Linked DNA regions of Homo sapiens: region 2 is linked to region 1. A link is an interaction called in ENCODE POLR2A ChIA-PET data of the cell type or tissue named here. Cell type or tissue: OCI-LY7. All regions are shown on one strand.

Region 1 (5,000 bases):
AAGGGTCCTAGCTCGACAGAACGCAATGAGACCCCCAAGTATCATGACCTAGAACCTCTGGAGAAGCTCTGACATGGTCCCAGGATGCTAAATTTGGATATAGGGGCCAGAGGCAGTGGCTCATGCCTGTAATCCCAGAACCCACCACTCCCACCTTGGGAGGCCAAGGTGGAAGGATCACTTGAGTCCAGGAGTTTGAGACCAGCCTGGGCAACATGGGGAGAACCTGTCTCTACACAGAATATTTTTGGAGGATTGCTTGAGCCCAGGAGGTTGAGGCTGCAGTGAGCCGTGATTGCAGCATCACTGCACTCCCCTGGGTGACAAAGTGAGATCCTGCTACCAAAAAAAAAAGAATATAGGGACTGAGGCTCTTGGTGAGCAGCGTTTGGAGAGGGCAAAGGCCTCAGGTTGGTGCTGGCAACTCAAACCCTCAGTCTTCCCTTCCTCCACTCCTGTAGCTCCATCTTGGGGCACCTAACAGGCTCTGTTAATCACTGCCCATAACTCAAGAGGGGCCCAGCGGGCAGCTGTGAGGGTGTAAATCACCTCTTCCCTTCTCCTCATATACCCTATCTACATGGGGGTAAATTATCTCAAAGCAGACTCCTCTTTATTAGACAGAATGTGCATTGCTTCCATTTGTTCAGCATCCTCAACATTTTAGATTGCTGTCATACCCATCCCACATGGAAAGCAGACAGTATAATAGAAAGGGTAGTCTGTCTGTCCCATTTTACAAATAAAAAAACTGAGGCTCCACTGGCCAGTTTAGTGACAATGCCAGAGATGTTTCACCTGCCACTCCCAAGCTCTCCCTGCCTGCCCTCCCCTCCCCAGCAGGTACTCACCAGGACCCCTCTCAATGAACACCACCTTGGAGTCTGGCAGGAAGTTGGAGCCAGTCAGTACCAGTTCCTCGCCTCCTCTCACAGAGCAGGCACTGGGGCTGTAGGCCTCCACCTGGGGCAGCTCCTGGGCTGAGCGCTGGGCTGCAGAGCAGTGCAAGGAAGAGGACTGGCTGGGCTGGGCATGGAGGGGTGGCCTCCTCTGTCCCCACCCTCTTTGGGAAAACTGCCACAGGGCTCTGAGGGAGCCCTCCTCAGCAGTAGACACACAAATAAACCAGTAATATCCATGGAGTCACATACACCATGTAAGGGGCCGCTCCCAGAGCAGAGAGAGGGTTAAACAGGGTAGACCAGGGAGTTTCCCAAACAAGGGCACAGGGCACCCCAGGAATAGATAGGGTCCAGTGTCACTCTGGGCCACCCCAGAGACAGAGTCTGTGGCAGGGGCAAACTAGAATAGAAAGAAGCTGAGTCCTCTATAGAGCTACCCAGGACAGACAGGGCACAGGACGCTGCAGAGGGAATGGGCAGACAGACACACACACACAGACAAAAGAGTTGCAAGAGACAGAGACATGGCCCAGGGCCTCTTTGCTCACAGCACTCGATGGGCACCGATGCTGCCTGTACTGAGACGACCTTCCCGCCGCCCTGGGGCACGTGTACCCGGAACACCAGCCGTACACGTGTGTTTTTGCGCCCGATGTCCGTCTCACCCTTCCGAAGCTCAATGTCTGAATTCCGAAGCTTCAGGATTCCCGCGCAGTCAATGCTGGAGGCAAAGGATGGATGGCAAGCCCTCCTAGCTGAAGCCAAAATGGTGATACATCCCTAAAGAGGGAAGTTCCCGCCCTCCATCCAAAGCCTTGAATGACTTTCGATGAGTGCCTAGGAGGCTATTTTCTAACCCAGAGATGGCCTCTCTGGGGTACCCCCAACCCCAAAAGTCCTCTTCCAGATGGTGGGTAGGCCTGAAGCCAGCTCCTAGGAAAAATGTCTACCTCTTCTGGGAAAAGGAAGAAGTGGGCTAGCATAGGCCCAGTGGAGAAAGCTAGTACAAAGCCTGCGGACTGAGGGGAAGTTGCATGGGACTTACTTGGCCGCCATGTTGTTCTCAGGCAGCAGAGTCATCTCCAACACCTTGGTGCCACTGACTACGGCTTCATAGCTGGCCGTGGCCACCATCTTGCCTGTGATACGGTGCACCTGATAGAAGGCATGAGGCCGCAGGTTCCTTTCATCTGCAGTGCCGATGAACATCTGTAGGGTCAGTGGCTTCTCACTGTAGCCTAGGAGCTGGCAGAGGGAGAGAGCGGCCACCTCATTGAAATCCCCACCGTCTCATCCTTTATTCATCCCTAGATTTTCAGTCTACCATGGGATGGGAATGGTGAAAGATAAAGGATATCCTGCAAGGGAATCCCTTGGGGAACTGGGCACCCGTTGTGGAGAAAACATGGCCTGGAGTTCACAGTGTTTTTCTTGGAATAAAGCCCAAAGTGGGCTGGGCAAAGGCAGAAGAGCCTCCAAAGAGACTGGCCCAACTCAATACAGAGAAAACTTAACTCCCAGTGACTTTTGTCCTCAGCCTAAACCCTCCCCCATATCTGGCGGGCCACCATTTTCCAGAGTAGACATGAGGCTGGTGTCCCATGGGATGAGCTGAGTGGGGGTGGAAGGACAGGAGTAGAAAGTATATCCGGGTCCTTGCACCCCTCCTCCCCCAACTCCAGCCCCTCCCCCAGGCTGCCTGCAGGGTCAGAGCTGAGAGGGAGTGTGGGAAAGGGCAGTGCCATGTGTCTGCATAGCTGGAACCTATCTGGGAGAGGAGAGAGGATATCAGGCCTGCTGTCTGTCCTTTACCTTGACTACGGGGTGACCGCCAGGGGCAGCTTTGACAGCTCCACGGCTGCCTTCTGTCTCATAGTGGGCCCGGTGGTGGGCTCTAGGCTGTACCTCGATCCTCAGCTCCAGCTGCTCATATTGGCTGGGCAGAGGCCAGTCCAGTGGGGGTAGGGCAGAGGTCCTGGGTGGGAGAGAAGAGCATTGATCATGTGCAGCCTCAGACCCCAGTCAGGCCCGTACTGGATCTGTGAGGGAGGAGGGGGTATGGGTCTGAGAGAAAGGAAAGCACAGAAGAAATAAAGAAGTACATTAACACTTGTGAAAAGAAGGGAAAAAAGAATTTTTTTTAAACTAAAAAAAGGACAAAGAAATGAAGAAATCCAAAAGTCCAGAAGCAAGGGGAAGTAGGGGACAGAGCCCCTTGAGGTGTGAAAGATGACAACAAGCCTAAAACTCCCTTCTTCCCAGCTCTGAGCGCAGGGGTTGGGGTGGAAAGGCTTCACTTGGATACAGAGGATTCTCAAGCCCATCTCAATCCCTAGACCTGGATGGAAAGAAAAAAGAAGTGCCGCTTCAGACCAGAAAAGGCCTCAGATATGAACCCTTTGTTTTACAAATTAAAAAATTGAGGTGCGTTGGCTCACACCTATAATCCCAGCACTTTGGGAGGCCAAGGCAGGGGTAGGGGATGGTGTGAGGATGGCTTGAGCCCAGGAGTTTGAGACCAGCCTGGGCAACATGGTGAAACCCCGTCTCTACAAAAAATACAAAAAGCAGCTGGGCGAGTTGGTGCTCCTGTAGTCCCAGCTACTCCTGCTGAGGCAGGAGGATTGCTTGAGCCCAGGAGGTTGAGGCTGAGTGAGATCACACCACTGCACTCCAGTCTTGGTGACAGAGCAAGACACTGTCTCAAAGAAAAAAAAAAGAGAGAGAGAGAAAGAAACTGAAGCCAGCAGCTACTGACAGACCTAGGACTGAGCACATTCTGCTCTCAAGCCAGCTCCCTTTCCACTAGTTGGGGCTTGATAGGTGGAGTTCCAGGGAGCTAAGGGTTTCAGATGGGACAACTTATCCTGTATTGTGCTCCCTGATACCCTAGGACAGTGGATCTCAACTGGTAATTGCCCCCCAAGTAATTGCCCAGATATTTGGCAATGTCTGAAGACATTTTTGGTTTTCCCAACTAGGGGAGTGGGTGCTACTAGCATCTAACGGGTAGAGGCCAGGGAAGCTGCTAAACCATCCTACAATGTCCAGTACACCCCCACATAACAAAGAATTATCCTGCTCAAAATAGTAGTGCTGAATTAACAGTGCTGAGGTTGAGAAACTTTGCCCTATGGGAAACCCAGGGGTACCAGTGTTAACGTTTCTTTCCCCTAGAAACTTTTCTGGACAGAGCCAGCTCAGTCTAACATCTCAAGATTTAAGATTATTGAAATGGGCAAGATTCTCTGAGGGTGGAAGGAATAGAACTGCAAGTTTTAATATGAATTATTTGACTTGCAAATATATGCTATTTTATTCAAGTTAGCAGCTATACTTTTAAGCTAGTAGGTCAGGCTCTAGAAATTAAGGAATGCAGAAGGGGAATTTCCTGCAACAGAGTGGAAATCTGCTTAGGTCTGGCACCTATTGAAAGGGCCAGAGTGGAAGGCTGAAATCCAGCCCAAGTTCCACACTCAGCCACATGCCAGTGCAGAGCGGGGGCTTGGGAGCACTCTATAGGCTACAGGAACACCTCCTTAACCTAGTTGATCCTCCTACAATAGCTAGGGGTGGGAGGGTGGAGGGGCTTTTTCTAATTGTCCCACAGGGAACTGTTGCCCTCTTGTAAATCATCCAGAGGTGCACTTTTTTTTCTAGTTCTCTTTAAAACCAGGTAGTTGGCAGCTGCTGAGCTGGTTGCAGATACTCTTTTGAAATTCAGAGGGCATGAAACTAGTGTCTTCAAATCCATCCCTTGACCCTCCTGCTCCCCTACTGGAATGGCTAGAGAGAGCGGTAGTGCCAGGCGCAACCCTCACCTGAAGATAGGGCTGTGTCCCCCAATCCGGGCCTTGGACCAAGCGAGTGGGGAGGGCACTGCCAGGTAGTCCATGCCAGCCACCTCCTTCCGGGAACCTCCTGGAGGAGCCACAGACTCCTCTGCTCCCAAGGGCAGCTTCCCATTGCATGAGGCAGGCTCCTCAGACCGAGGCAGAGCCACTGCCTGCTCGCTGGAAGTCCGCCGTGTCTTCTGAGGGATGCTCTCAGCTGGTGGGGCCCCCACATAGTCAAAGGGACCAGGGGAGCCCGGGTCCC
Region 2 (5,000 bases), 91 kb before region 1:
CCTGAAAAATACTCACCCTATCATTGAGAATTATCGCCTTAAAGGAAAAACGATTTTAAAAATGAGACTACAAGAAGGACTTTTGCTCATGAAAAGACACCTTTAAGTGAGCGAAAAAGGCAAACCGTAGAATGGGAGAAGATCCTTGCAACACATATATCAACAAAGGGCTCACATGCAGAACTTACAAGTTGTGCCTATCAATCAATAAGAAAAAACATCAGACAACTCAATGAAACACAGATAAGAGACTTGAACAGAAAGTTAACAAAAGTAAGATAACCAACTGAACTATAAATATATGAAGGGTACTAACCTCATCAGTAAAAAATTAGAAATTAAAACCATGAGCAATAGCAGCATGCACTCATTAGAATAGCTAAAGTTAGAAAGATTGATAATATCAATATTGACAAGGAGAGCAACTGGAACTCTCCTACACTATTAGAGGAAGTGCCGTTAACAGCTCCGTCACTTTTCACTTTCTCAGTATCAGCTGAGAAACTGAAAATGCACATATCCTATGACATCAATTCATGCCTAAGAACACACCCAAAAGAAATCTCTGCATCCTAAAGCATGAACAAGAATATTCATTATAGCATGATATGTGAAACAGCCCAAAATTCCTTCAACAGTAGAATGAATAAATACTACTTATTTATTCATATAAATTATGGTACAGTGATACGATAGGATACTCCCCAGCAACAAAAATTAACTGCTATTACAATGACATTGATGAATCTCACAAGCATAATGTTAAGGGGAGCAAAAGCCAAACTTAAAAGGAGACCTATTGTGTCAGCACACTTATATAAAGAACAGAAACAAACAAAACTAATCTTTGGTGTTAAAAGTCAAGATGGCAGTCACATTTGGTGAGGGTGGAGATGTTAAGAATTAGGATGAGGCACATGGTTGTCGGGGGGCCTCTGATGTGGTGATGTCCTATTTCCTGACTAGGGTGGTGGTAACAGGGATGTGTTCACTTTGTGATTGCTCACTGAGTTACATTAGCAGAGCACCATGCTGCAATTAAAAGTTTGGTTTGAGCTGGGCATGGTAGCTCATGCCTGTAGTTCCAGCACCTTTCCAGGCCGAAGAGGATAGATCGCTTGAGGCCAGGTGTTTGAGACCAGCCTGAGCAACATGACAAAATCCTATCTCTACAAAAAAAAAAAATACAAAAATTAGCCAGCCATGCTGGGGTGCACCTGTAGTCCCAGGCACTCAGAAGGCTGAGGTGGGAGGGTCGATTGAGCCCAGGAGGTCAAGGTTGCAATGAGCTGTGATCTTGTCACTGCACTCCAGCCTAGGCAAGAGAGACCCTGTCTCAAAAAAAAAAAAAAAAAAAGTTTGGTACGTTGGTTTTTTTTTTTTTAAGTTGGTTTTCAGTCCCTGTGAGAATTTTTGGTTTCCTAATTTATAATTAACACTTTTCAGTGACCTCATTTTTTCCTCACCTTGTCAATTTTACCATATTTTAAGAGACATATTTTTACCCATAACAGCCTCTTTGATTATGCTATTAATCACCAAGGAAAAAATATTAAGTACATGAAAATATTGATCCAGAAATGGTTATTTCTTGAACTTCCACTGTGTCTGTAATTTACCTGGCTCATATGGGTTATTACCTTTTCATATTCTATTTTTCAATTTTTCATTAACTAATTTGCCTATTTTATCTCAGTTATCTCCCTTCTCCCATGAGGATATTGAATTTAACTGGGCATAAACACCACTGCTAAAAGAATTATAGCTAACACCTGGCCTGGTTTATATGCCAGTCTATTTTTATATCCCCAGATCTTAAAAACATCACCTTTAATTTCCATCATAATAAGGCATTTTCCACCATTTGTTTCATCAAGTAGTACTGTTTGCATTCAATTAACAGCTTCTATCATCTCATTTTTTACTCAGTCTTTGGGACAAGTCAGGTGATCTACAATAAAGAGCACCACTATTTCCTGTTCGCCAGGTGTGAAAAAGAAAAAGAAAAAAAAATACATATATATTAAGAGAAAAAGGAAAAAAGAGTACCTCCACTTTTTTACACTCATGTTTCACTGTTTTATCCATTCAATCTTGAAAAATAAAAGTATACTTTACCACCTCATTCACTCACTCAGTGGTTCCCAAAAAAGGATGCTAAATATGTTCTAGTAAGCCAATAAATACACAAGTTTACTTCATCTGACAATCTGCCTTCTCAAGCAACCTCCAAGAGTATATTGCATCATCAAATCGCAAATGTTTTATTATATGTGAGTGTGATTTTCAGATTCACATGAAAATGTAATTTCCTCCCATAGATATTTTATAAATTTTTGTTTTAAAATTACTTATGCCTTCCTCACATACAGGACCACTTTACCCTCATCTGCTTGTTCATATATCTTTCTTTTACTCTGGAATTATGTTCCAATCATCTTCTTCCCATTAAACCCCTGCTGATCAGATATGCCGTTAAGGGTTTCAAATCTCCTGTTCAGTAATCCGTGACCAAGCAATGAAATAGGACCACTTCTCACACCTGGTTTTGTGTGGCTTTTCTTGCCTGTTATCTATTTGCTACACTGTTGACTGGTCTCTTGACAGTTGAACCTGAGTACCCTATTGCTGTTGCTGTACTGCAAACTGCTCCATAATTTAGTGCCATAAAACAACCACAGGATTATTCTCATCGATTGCCTGGTCCAGGAATTTCAGAGCACAGCAGAGACACCTGGGCTATGCTCCATGAAGCCTGGTGCTTCATGTGGGAATACCTGAAGGCTGGGGGTGACTCAACAAGGACCAGAGTCATCTAGAGGCATCTTCATACACACATCTGGCAGTTGATGCTGGCTGTTGGCAAGGACCTCAGCTGGGCTGTCAGCAGGAACACCCATATAGCCTCCCTATGTAGTCTGTCTACATGGGCTAGTTTGGACTTTCTCATAGCATGATGGGTGGTTCTAAAAGTGAACATTTCAAGAAAACAAGTTCGAAGTGTGTGGCATTTTTATAACCTAGTCTTGGAAGTTACATCACTTGAGGCAGTCATAAATACCCATCTGGACTTGAAGGGAAAGTACATACGCTCTACCTTTTGATAGGGAGTGAAAAGTTTCCAGAATAGCATGTGAAACTGAGATATTGTTGCAGGTGTCTTCGAAAAATACAATCTGCCACACAAAGCTTCCACCAATCCCATCCGTATGTTCTGCATCCTCTCACTTCTCCCAGATTTCTAAAATTCTGTCTCTTCTTATATTTCTAACACCCCAGCTAATAATTTCATATGATGATGATGATGATGATGATGATGATGATTGACATCTATCAAATCTATGTGCTGTGGACTTATCTGAGATTTAAATGTATTAACTTAGTCTTCATAGCAATTCTATGAGGCAGGTACTTGTTATCCTCAATTACTGTAAGGAAACTAAGGTACAGAGAGGTTAAGAAACTTGCCCAAAATCACACAGTTGTTAAAGAGAAGATCTGGACTTTGAACTCAGGGAATCTTTTTCCAGGACCTGCACTCTCAACCACCATTCTTTCATTTACTCAAAAAATACTAATTGAGCATCTACAAAATGAAGGTACTCTCCAAAATTCTGGGGTGAAGAGTGAACAAAGCAGATAAAATCTCTGCTCTGACACATGCACACATATGTTTATTGCAGCACTATTCACAATAGCAAAGACTTGGAACCAACCCAAATGTGCAACAATGATAGACTGGATTAAGAAAATGTGGCACATATACACCATGGAATACTATGCAGCCATAAAAAATGATGAGTTCATGTCCTTTGTAGGGACATGGATGAAATTGGAAATCATCATTCTCAGTAAACTATCGCAAGGACAAAAAACCAAACACCGCATGTTCTCGCGCATAGGTGGGAATTGAACAATGACAACACATGGACACAGGAAGGGGAACATCACACTCTGGGGACTGTTGTGGGGTGGGGAGTGGGGGGAGGGATAGCATTAGGAGATATACCTAATGCTAAATGACGAGTTAATGGGTGCAGCACACCAGCATGGCACATGTATACATATGTACCTAACCTGCACATTGTGCACATGTACCCTAAAACTTAAAGTATAATAATAATAATAATAATAAAATCTCTGCTCTTGTGGAGTTTGCATTCTAGTGAGAAGAGACAGGTAACAAACAAACAAGTAAATACACAATACATCAGACGATAATAAGTGGTATGAAACATAAGACAGGATGAAGGAAAAACAAAGTTCCAAAGGTGAGGAAGAAAACCGATTTTAAATATGCTGGTCAATAATGTCTAATAAGACATTTGATTAGAGACCTGAAGGAAGTGAGGTCTGGGAGAGCCATGTGGCTATTTGGAGGCATGGCATTTCAAGCAGGGGAATAGCAAAAAGGCCCTGGGCAGAAGCAAGTTTGTCACGCTATACTGAGAAGCCAGTGTGACTTGGGCAGGACAGGCAGGAGGTGAGGTCATATAGACAAGTGAGGACAAAATCACTGGGGGTCTCAAGGGTCCCCTGAGATCTTATAAGATCTTTGGCTTTTATTCTGAAACCAGAATCCATTGGAAGACTTTGAGCAGAGGAGTGGCATGATTGATTTAAGTTTTTATAGGGATCGCTCCGTCTACCAAGTGAACAATAAATTCTAAGGGAGCAAGAGTTAGGGCAGAAAAACCAGTAAGGAGGCCCTTATGATGATCCAGACAAAGATGCCATTAACTTGTACCAGATGGTAGCTGTAGTGAACATGGTGAGATACCTAATTATGGGTTTATTGCATGTATGGATTTCTTTTAGAGATAAATCCAACCATTCCTGCTCATGGATCAGGGGGAGTTAATGATGACTCCAAGTTTTTTATTTTGACCTGAGCAAATGGGAAAACTACACTGCCATTTGCTGAGACTGGGAGAACCAGCAAAGGAACAAGTTTGGGGCCATGGAAATCAAGAGAATGGTATGGGGTGTGTTAAGTTTAG

The links. ChIA-PET counts read pairs that join two places held together with the same protein. Peaks named below come from ENCODE experiments on the same cell type or tissue, not always from the same donor. Only the 100,000 strongest peaks of a DNase experiment are listed, where the experiment ranks them.
Region 2: POLR2A ChIA-PET joins it to region 1 with 8 read pairs; 2 of 35 experiments call an interaction of 5 or more read pairs at or near these places.

Annotation. Positions count from the first base shown.
Region 1 is chr14:24,370,318-24,375,317 of GRCh38, reverse strand. It overlaps NFATC4 (nuclear factor of activated T cells 4), which reads right to left. Exons shown (of 10, transcript NM_004554.5): 2 at 4,724-5,000; 3 at 2,715-2,877; 4 at 1,948-2,147; 5 at 1,451-1,623; 6 at 852-992. Among named protein-coding and RNA genes, the nearest start is that of NFATC4, 4.6 kb to the right of the region's middle. RefSeq lists an enhancer at 4,490-5,000. In OCI-LY7, no CTCF peak of the experiment used is centred here; no DNase peak of the experiment used is centred here.
Region 2 is chr14:24,461,521-24,466,520 of GRCh38, reverse strand. All of the region lies in intron 2 of LOC101927045 (a long non-coding RNA gene), which reads right to left. Among named protein-coding and RNA genes, the nearest start is that of SDR39U1, 21 kb to the right of the region's middle. In OCI-LY7, no CTCF peak of the experiment used is centred here; DNase peaks (open chromatin) are centred at 1,940, 2,550 and 2,980; H3K4me3 peaks cover 1,561 bases; H3K27ac peaks cover 3,213 bases.